Regions from separate parts of the Homo sapiens genome. Here region 2 is linked to region 1. A link is a loop called in an ENCODE intact Hi-C map of the cell type or tissue named here. Cell type or tissue: dorsolateral prefrontal cortex. All regions are shown on one strand. Region 1 overlaps SPOCK1 (SPARC (osteonectin), cwcv and kazal like domains proteoglycan 1). Region 2 overlaps SPOCK1 (SPARC (osteonectin), cwcv and kazal like domains proteoglycan 1).

Region 1 (4,000 bases):
TTTCAGACTAGAAGAGAAGAGCAGGCTGAAATGGAAGATGCTCAGTTATTCACAGAAAATTACCTGTGGTTGAGGAAGGAGTCAGAGAACCTTGCCCTTTGGCAACACCGGAGAGTAGAAACTTATTTTGTCTGTTCTGGTCTCCAAGTTCGGTGCCCTTTTTGTTCCTCCTGGCTCTTTGTTCCACTCTTTGTTCTTACCTGACCCTTTCAGAAGTACAATATCTATATTCTCCTTTCCCAGTGAAATCTGATCTCAGGAAATGAGCTGAACCTCATTCACACCAAAATGTAATGACTAATGCTAGATAAATGATCTGATGCCAGATCAAGTGTTAAACCAAAAGAACTGTATTCCCAAAGCAGGCTTTCAGGCATCAGAAGGCTGCTGGGTGACTGTCTTTGAGCAGAAGGCCTTCAATCAAGTGCAAGTACATCCCGACACTTATCCACTCCCACAGGTGTCAGAGTAAGCCACAGGGGCCTCAGTCACAAAGGGGAGGTCTGGGAGGGTTTGGCTGTCCCCTCTCCAGTGTTCATGCTGATGCAGAGACTAGCTAGACCTGCAGACCTTCAGGAGGGGACAATGAGTTAGACTGAGGTCAAAAACCATATATCATTTCCTTTCCTTCCCTACTGAGGACCCTCTTGTCTAGGCTCACCCAGAGCAGAAGAGGTGCATAGGCCAGCTCTTCTCCCCACAAGGTCCATCCACACAGTGATGCCACTTTCAGTGCCCTGGAGATGTCCAAGCTCAACACTCCCATTCAACAGTGGAAGAAGGGCCCCAAGAAGGGCAGACGCTTCCCCAGGGCTGTACAGAGGACCTGTGGAAGAGCCTTGCAGAAATCAAGCACCTCACTGCTTCCAACCCACTCAGCTGCCTCAACTCTAGCAACCATCACAGCCACCTGTGAAGCTCAGCCTCTCAGCCCCGTTGTATGAAATCCCAGATCCAACAGGAAGCATATTCACACAGTTCCTCCTTAGGGTCAATCCCAACCCTCTACTTTTAGGGAACAAGAAGTCAATCCCTTCTACAATACCCAAGGATTCATCCTGCAACATGTTCCCTGGTGTTTGGCTATTCCTGTGTGGGGCACTCTGTTTCAGCATGAGAATATCAGAAAGCCTGTAAGGTGCTGGGGGCTACTGACATTCCCCCAGTTAACTGACTTCCAGTGGAAGTGTTAAGTCCAAGAGGTCACCTCTGGGAAACCCATACCAGGTGCCATACAGGAGACTTCAGCTCCCCATCATAGAACAGGATCAGCAAGTTTCATTTAACCAGGCTAGGGTCCACAGGAATGCCCAGTGAACTCTTTTCCCCACAGTGAGTATTGTCTATAACCTTTTGGGAATAAGTTTTCTGTACAAAAATATAATTGACACAATAAACAGCCCCTTCCCACAATGGAAAAACCTAATAGAATTTAATTATCGCAAAGAGATTCTGGGAGAAAAGAAGTTACACTTCTCTCTCTTGATCCCTCCCAAGAGGCTCCCATGCACCAGGAGTCTGAGCCAAAATAGCTGCCTGAGAAAGGCACAGCATGGCCCATGCTCAAGTGTGGGGAGTCCTTAATTAAAGTCCATCCTGTATGACTTTCCCTGATGACTATTTAAAAATCAAAACAAAGGTCATAAAGCCAGAACGTTTTATTCTACTTACAAGTCCGAAGTCATTTCACATTTGCGTGAATAACCTTCTGTGAAGACAGGTGTCACATCTTAACTTTTAGTGACCCTGTGGCACTTGCTGTCATTGAAGTGGGCTAGATGTTCACAGCACACCTCAGGGCAGCAGTTCTTAAGCAAAAGTGATTTTGCCCCCTAGGGGACATTTGCCAATGTCTGGAGATAATTCTGATGTTCACAAATGGGGAGGGGGCGGTGCCACTGACATTTAGTGGGTAGAGGTCAGGGATGCTGTTAACCAACCTATACTGTGCAGGACAACTGCCTGCAACAGGGAATTTTCCAGTCCAAAAGCCAATACTACCAAGGTTGAGAAACCCTGCTGTCAAGCAATGGTTTTAAACAACATTGGGCATAAGGTTTCACATAAAGTATTTAGTATAAACGCAGGTTTCTGGATTCTACCGACAGAGATTGTTTCAGTTGGTCTGAAATGGGAATTTGCCATTTTTTAAAAAAACAAAGACTGTTCCCCATTCCCCAAGGGATTTTGATGCAAGTGTTTCCTGTATTTCCAAAATGATGGGCTTGCAATTCCAAAAGCTACCACCAGGCAGCAGTGCTGTTAGCTTGGGTAACAAAAGCTTTATAGAAGGTTCTTAGGCAGAGTCTCAAAGAACCACACACGCTCTACTTCTCCACGAAAATACAATCACAGGTAAGTAGAAACATGGACTAAATATAGAAAGTGAATAAACTCACACAATATAGATCAATATTTAAAAAGAATGCAAACACCAGACGTTAGGGGCACCCTTCTAACAAATATTCATCTCTGCCTAATGTAACTTGTATGGAATTGTTTGGAGCCAAGTGATTTCAGAGCTGGAAGGACTAAAGTCATCCAGTCCCATAGCCTCATTTTAGCAAAGAATATGACTGCCTTTAAACGACCAGTTTCTAGAATTTGAGACCTTGCAATGCTGTGCCCACTCAGTCCCAATAGTGAGCACTTCAGAATCCCTTCCCTGATGAGCTCTTCCTGTTTATGGGGTGAGCCTGTGTCTGCCTCTGAAACATATCCCCAGCTGCTTGCACCTCTTGCAGTAAATACTCCTCCTGCAGAGATGGGCATTACCTGGATTCCATACTTCAGTGTTAACCAAATTTGCTCTATCCAAGAATCACCTAGGGCTTGGTCAAAATACAGGCTTTCCCTCTGAAGAGTCCCACACAGTTGTTCTGGAGCAGGGCTGACCATCTGTATTTTTAGCAAACACCCTGGTCTAAGTGGCTCTTTAGCTCTGGCTCTATTCCAAAACTTTCCCAAAATGTGGTCCCTATAAAAAATCAACTGGGAGCCATTCCAGACCAATCACTCTCTCTAGGGGCTGAGCCCAGGAATGTGTAACAAACTGCAGGTTGAGTATTTTACACATTAAGGTTGAGGCCCCTAACACTCTATATAGAAATTACTTACAGCATGATGCCCTCCCAGATCTTAAGGAAGCCTCATCTCTAAAAAGGCAGGGAAGAGAAGGCTACCAGATAGACACACATGTCTCAGCATTACTGCAGGCACTCCAGCAGACACTGCAGGCACCAAAGAGCACTGATCTCTGCCTCATCTGGGCCTCAGACACCTGTGTGACAGGGCTCATCACTGCCATCTTATCAGACAAAATAGATTCGGAAAAGCGAAGCAGCTGCCCAAGGCCATGGGGCTGAGTAGCTGAGTCAGGGTTCAAACTCAGGTCTGTCCCACCCAAAGCCCCTGTCTTCCTTTGCACAGGCTCCCTCTCAAGAGGCAATTCTGTTAAGGCCTCAACTCTCCTTTCTCCTGCATCAGATGCCCTTTGGCTTCCTCTCCCAGCACACAACAGAATAGACCCCAAAGAATGAGAAGCCCAGGAAGACCGGGAAGTTGCATTTCCTTGTGGGCCCCTCCTGCCCTCATGAGCTGGGCACCTGGAAGCTGGGGTCACAGAACAGGAGTTTGCTCCCCCTCCTTCCCTGCACCCCTCCTCCACCCATCCTTTATCCTGAATGGCTAATTTAAATGGATAGGATTTATTTGACTCAACTCTGCATTGTCTGACCCCAACCTGCTTCCAGCTATAACTCCCAAGTCAAAAGGCAGGAAGTCAGAACAGGGAGGAGAAAAAGACCGAGATAATCAGCCCTTGATTAACATTGAGCTGTGAATGCACAGCCTTTTCTAAAGCTGCACAGAGGGTGAACAGGAGGAATGCAAATGAGGTGGCAGTTACGAAAATGATGCCTGAACTGTAAAGCGCCATATAAACAGGAGGTACATTCAAATTTAAAAGAAACAAACAGGGAAACATGGTTTTCCAGACAAT
Region 2 (4,000 bases), 120 kb after region 1:
TTACTGTTCAATTATCCCATTTTGCTCCAACGAAATTTCTCCTAGAGTAAGGGTTCCATTTCTTGTTTGTTCGTTTTTTTTAGCTTTTACCAATAAAGGCAAGAAAACATCTAACATTCTTGGGTGTATCACATTGTCCCTTTGAGAAAACACATGTGCTCTGTGGGCAAAAGGGAAGCACTTGAGCATCAAATGACAATACACAGATTAGACCCTCAGCTAAAATAAAATACTATAGAAATACTCATGTCAAAATAAATACTAGAAGCAACTGTTCTGGGGTGGTTTTATCATCTTCTAAGCCCATAAAGATGGGCCACCAATTTGGATGTGCTAAGTTGGAATGATTTTACCAACAGGGAAACAGAGAATATACACAAGAAGGAAAGTCTGTCTGTATCTTACCATTTCCCAGTGAAGGTGCACACACAATTCCATGTGGTCAGGTGGTCCAGTGAGTGAGGCTGGCAGCCCAAGTCCAATGCCCTATATCGAGTGAGTGTGTTGGTGACTACATGTTGAACCAGACAGGGCCTGCTCTTGCTCAAACTGAGTGGGTGAGGATGTACGTGTCGTGTAGTCTTCTGCGAGCTAAAAACAAGACCTATTATTGAATTCAAGAGCAGGGGAAGCATCCTCAAGTCTGAGACAAAGAACATTTATCAAATCAATGCCAGAAGCAACAAAGCAGTCCCTGTGACCAGGTCCACCTATCTCCAGAGCTGACCTTCCCCCTCAAACAAAAATAGGCAACTCCCAACTCCAAGCCTTAGGGGAACTTTCCCATCAATGAAGAGGTGGTTCCAAGAGCAGAATGTCCTTGCCTTCTACAAACAGAGAGAGGCTAATGAAAGGCTTTTTTTTTTTTTTAATTCATTGCTCACAGCTGGAGTTGCGGGGAATTATTTCAGCCAGGGACTTCTTTTGGAAACTATCTGAAGAGCTGACCGGAACACCAAGAAATTTAAGCAATGCTACTCCATCTTTCCGGACTATTTCATGGGGAATATACTCCCACCCTGACCTGAAGGAGGTGCATGTGGTTTCCAGCTTGTTCACAGATTCTCACCATCTCTGAGGCTTTTCTCGACACCATCAATAAACCAAGTGCCCTGCGCTCCAGGAGCTGACGGTACACTGGAGGAGATAAAAAGGTAAAATAACTACATGGTGAGGCCATTACAGACAAAGACTGTAAGCACTAGAGCCATTCAGAGGTATATGAAAGATACTCATGAATTAAAGCAACTGGGGAAGGCTGCCCAGAGGGGCAGGTTTGGAACTGGAAATTGAAGGTGTTCCTGGAGTGCTAGGATAATGGAAAAGGTATGCTAGGAGAAGGGGCTTGGCATGTACAGATGCAGACAGGATAGTGGCATTTACACATTGTGGGTAAACATGTACAGTATGGGAAAGAATCTGTGTAGGAGAAGTATGAGCGAGAAGGATGGGGCAGTAAGTAGGACTAAATGGTAAAGGGCCTTGAAATCCAAGCTAAGAGGTGTGGATTCAATTCACTGAATTGAATTAGTTTTTAAAGCATCTGAGCAGGTACATTTAAGGAAAATATGACAAATATGAATCAGGCAGTGGGATGGTCAGAGTGGTGTAGGCCTGTGCTGGAGAATGAGCAATGGCTCAAGAAGTCTGGGAGATCTGGCTTCTACATCTGCAAGGTGAGGAGTCTACTGACCAGGACTCCTCTGAAAATCTCCGCCCCTGTATGCTTAACAATCTTCACTGCAGGGGAGTAAGCCCTTAGGATATGACGCCTCCAGGGAGACTCTTCCAGGTCAAGGTACGGGATAAGGACCAGCCTGTTTAATGCACTTAGGGAACACAGAAGAGCCAAGGAGTAAAGCTCAGCAGCCGCTCCCTGCCCTCCTCCTCTGCCCCAACCCTACAGGAGACATTGAAGTAAGCTGGTCCAGCAGCCAGCAGATGCAGGCCAGGCTCCAGGATGAATATTGGACAGACAGAGAGGACAATGGTGACTGTCTCTAGCAGAGAGGCAAGTAACATGAAGTTGCAAAGACTCTCCAAGCAAATTCACTCTGAGTTTCTACTTGTTAAACTTGATGAGTAGAGAAGGTGATCTCTAACATCAAATAGAATCCAATTCCTTACACTGATCTACATGGCCCTGTATGATCTACAAAGCTCTACATATCAATTCTACCACACTGCTGCCCATTGAATGTACTCCACACATCCTTCTTTTATTCCTCAAACACACCATATTCATTCCCACCTCTGGGCCTCTGCGTTGCTGCTCCCTCAACCAGAATGCCTCTTCCCAGATCTTAAACCAGCTGCCTCCACTCAACTTTCTACAAGGCCTTCCTGGCTGCTCTTATTTAACTTTTGTGCCCCCAAGGAGGCATATCACATGTATCACATCTCCCTGTCAGGTCTTCCTCTCTGGACGTAGCTCTATCAGAAATTCTAATATATGTACGTGGTTGGTTTGTTGTCTGTGGCCCTATTAGAATATAAAACCCAGGAGAGCGGGGACCTCTTCCGTCTTGCTCAAGTCTGTCTCTCCAGGATCTATAAATGTGCCTGGCACATATTAGTGCTCAATACATTTTTGTTAAATAAATGGAATAATTAATCAGTCCGTGTCTTGGGAGATCCACGAAACTTTACCTCCCTGGGTAGAAAATCTGTTTAAGGGTATGTGATGCTCAAGCAGATCTTAAAGAGACTGCAGCTACAGAGTTTCTAGTTTCTTTTAAACCATCTGCATCCAAGACACTGGCAGCTGGGTATTGTGTATGCTCACATCAAATGGAGGAAAAACCATGGGGAACCAGCTGAACACACAGTCAGTGAGAAAGGATACTTCCAGAAATGTCTTCATTAATGAAGCAGCTTTTGGGGGCAGCCCCTTGAAATGCTGTCAGTGTTGCTAATAAAACTCCCATAACCACGGACTTAAGGGCGGGAGAGACAAGGGTAAGATCACTGGCATTCCACTGTGATTGAAATAAGAGTCTCCTGGAAAGCTTAGGCTGCAAGTCACAGTGTGCTCCAGGGCCTGCATTTTTGTTCTGCCCGTCTCTGGGCTCTAATGAGGCTTTATGAAAAGCAGAGCTGCCTTTTAAGAAAATTTCATCCTAACCTAGAAACAGCAAAATGCAGCCAAGTCTCACTTACTGGTACTAACGAGATAGAGAGACAATAACTGAAACTCAGATAAATCAGAAGTATCTTCCAGCAACCCTCTCTATGATCTAATAATAAAAACTACCCCCATTTCTGTAGCATTTGATTACTCACAAAGCACTTTCACATCCCATTATCTCTTGTGATCCTCAAACTCCCCATGAAGCCAGTGTTAACATCACCAGATGAAGAAACTGAAGCTCAGGAAAACAAGGAGACTCATCCAGAGCCCCAGATAAAAGGCCAAATGAGGACTCAAGCCATGACCCTCTGACTATGCTGAAGGGGTTAACGCCCAACCTGTGCCTGCACCTGCTGGCAGTTAAAGCCTTAAGCGAGAGGAAGTGGGAAGGTCCTGATGGCCCCCTGTGCTTAGCCTCTGGAGGCCACCAGGAGGCCACATCTGGGCAAACCCCACACCCTTACAGCCACTTTATTTTCTTTTATTTTTCACTGATAGAATTTCCCATTGTTTCTAGCATGCACATTTCTCCTTGACAGCCAGGATCCAGAAAGACCCCAAAGGCAGGAACCACATCTGCTTTTCCTCTGGCAGCAGCCAGAGCCTGGAGCTTCCATCCATTCAGGCATTCAGCCCAAAGTTTCACTGCAGCTGGATACAGACAAGGCCATGGCTCACACTCCGAGGTGAGAAAGGTTTCCAAGGTCAGACTAATTCCTGCAAGCCACAGACACTGGGCAGCTGGATCGTGCACTGGCTAAGGGGCAGGTTCGTGGTCAGACTGCCAGGCTTGGAACCCCAGCTCCGCCACTTCTCATCTGTATGACCCAGGGCAAGTTATCTTGCCTGTGCGTTGTTTTCCTTATCTGA

Evidence for each region. Peaks named below come from ENCODE experiments on the same cell type or tissue, not always from the same donor. Only the 100,000 strongest peaks of a DNase experiment are listed, where the experiment ranks them.
Region 2: it touches region 1 in a loop (5-fold over the local background); 4 of 110 quality-filtered maps call a loop at or near these places.

The regions. Positions count from the first base shown.
Region 1 is chr5:137,342,675-137,346,674 of GRCh38, forward strand. All of the region lies in intron 2 of SPOCK1 (SPARC (osteonectin), cwcv and kazal like domains proteoglycan 1), which reads right to left. Among named protein-coding and RNA genes, the nearest start is that of SPOCK1, 150 kb to the right of the region's middle. In dorsolateral prefrontal cortex, a CTCF peak has its summit at 2,228; a DNase peak (open chromatin) is centred at 2,257; H3K27ac peaks cover 2,494 bases.
Region 2 is chr5:137,458,596-137,462,595 of GRCh38, forward strand. All of the region lies in intron 2 of SPOCK1 (SPARC (osteonectin), cwcv and kazal like domains proteoglycan 1), which reads right to left. Among named protein-coding and RNA genes, the nearest start is that of SPOCK1, 39 kb to the right of the region's middle. In dorsolateral prefrontal cortex, no CTCF peak of the experiment used is centred here; no DNase peak of the experiment used is centred here; H3K4me3 peaks cover 482 bases; H3K27ac peaks cover 4,000 bases.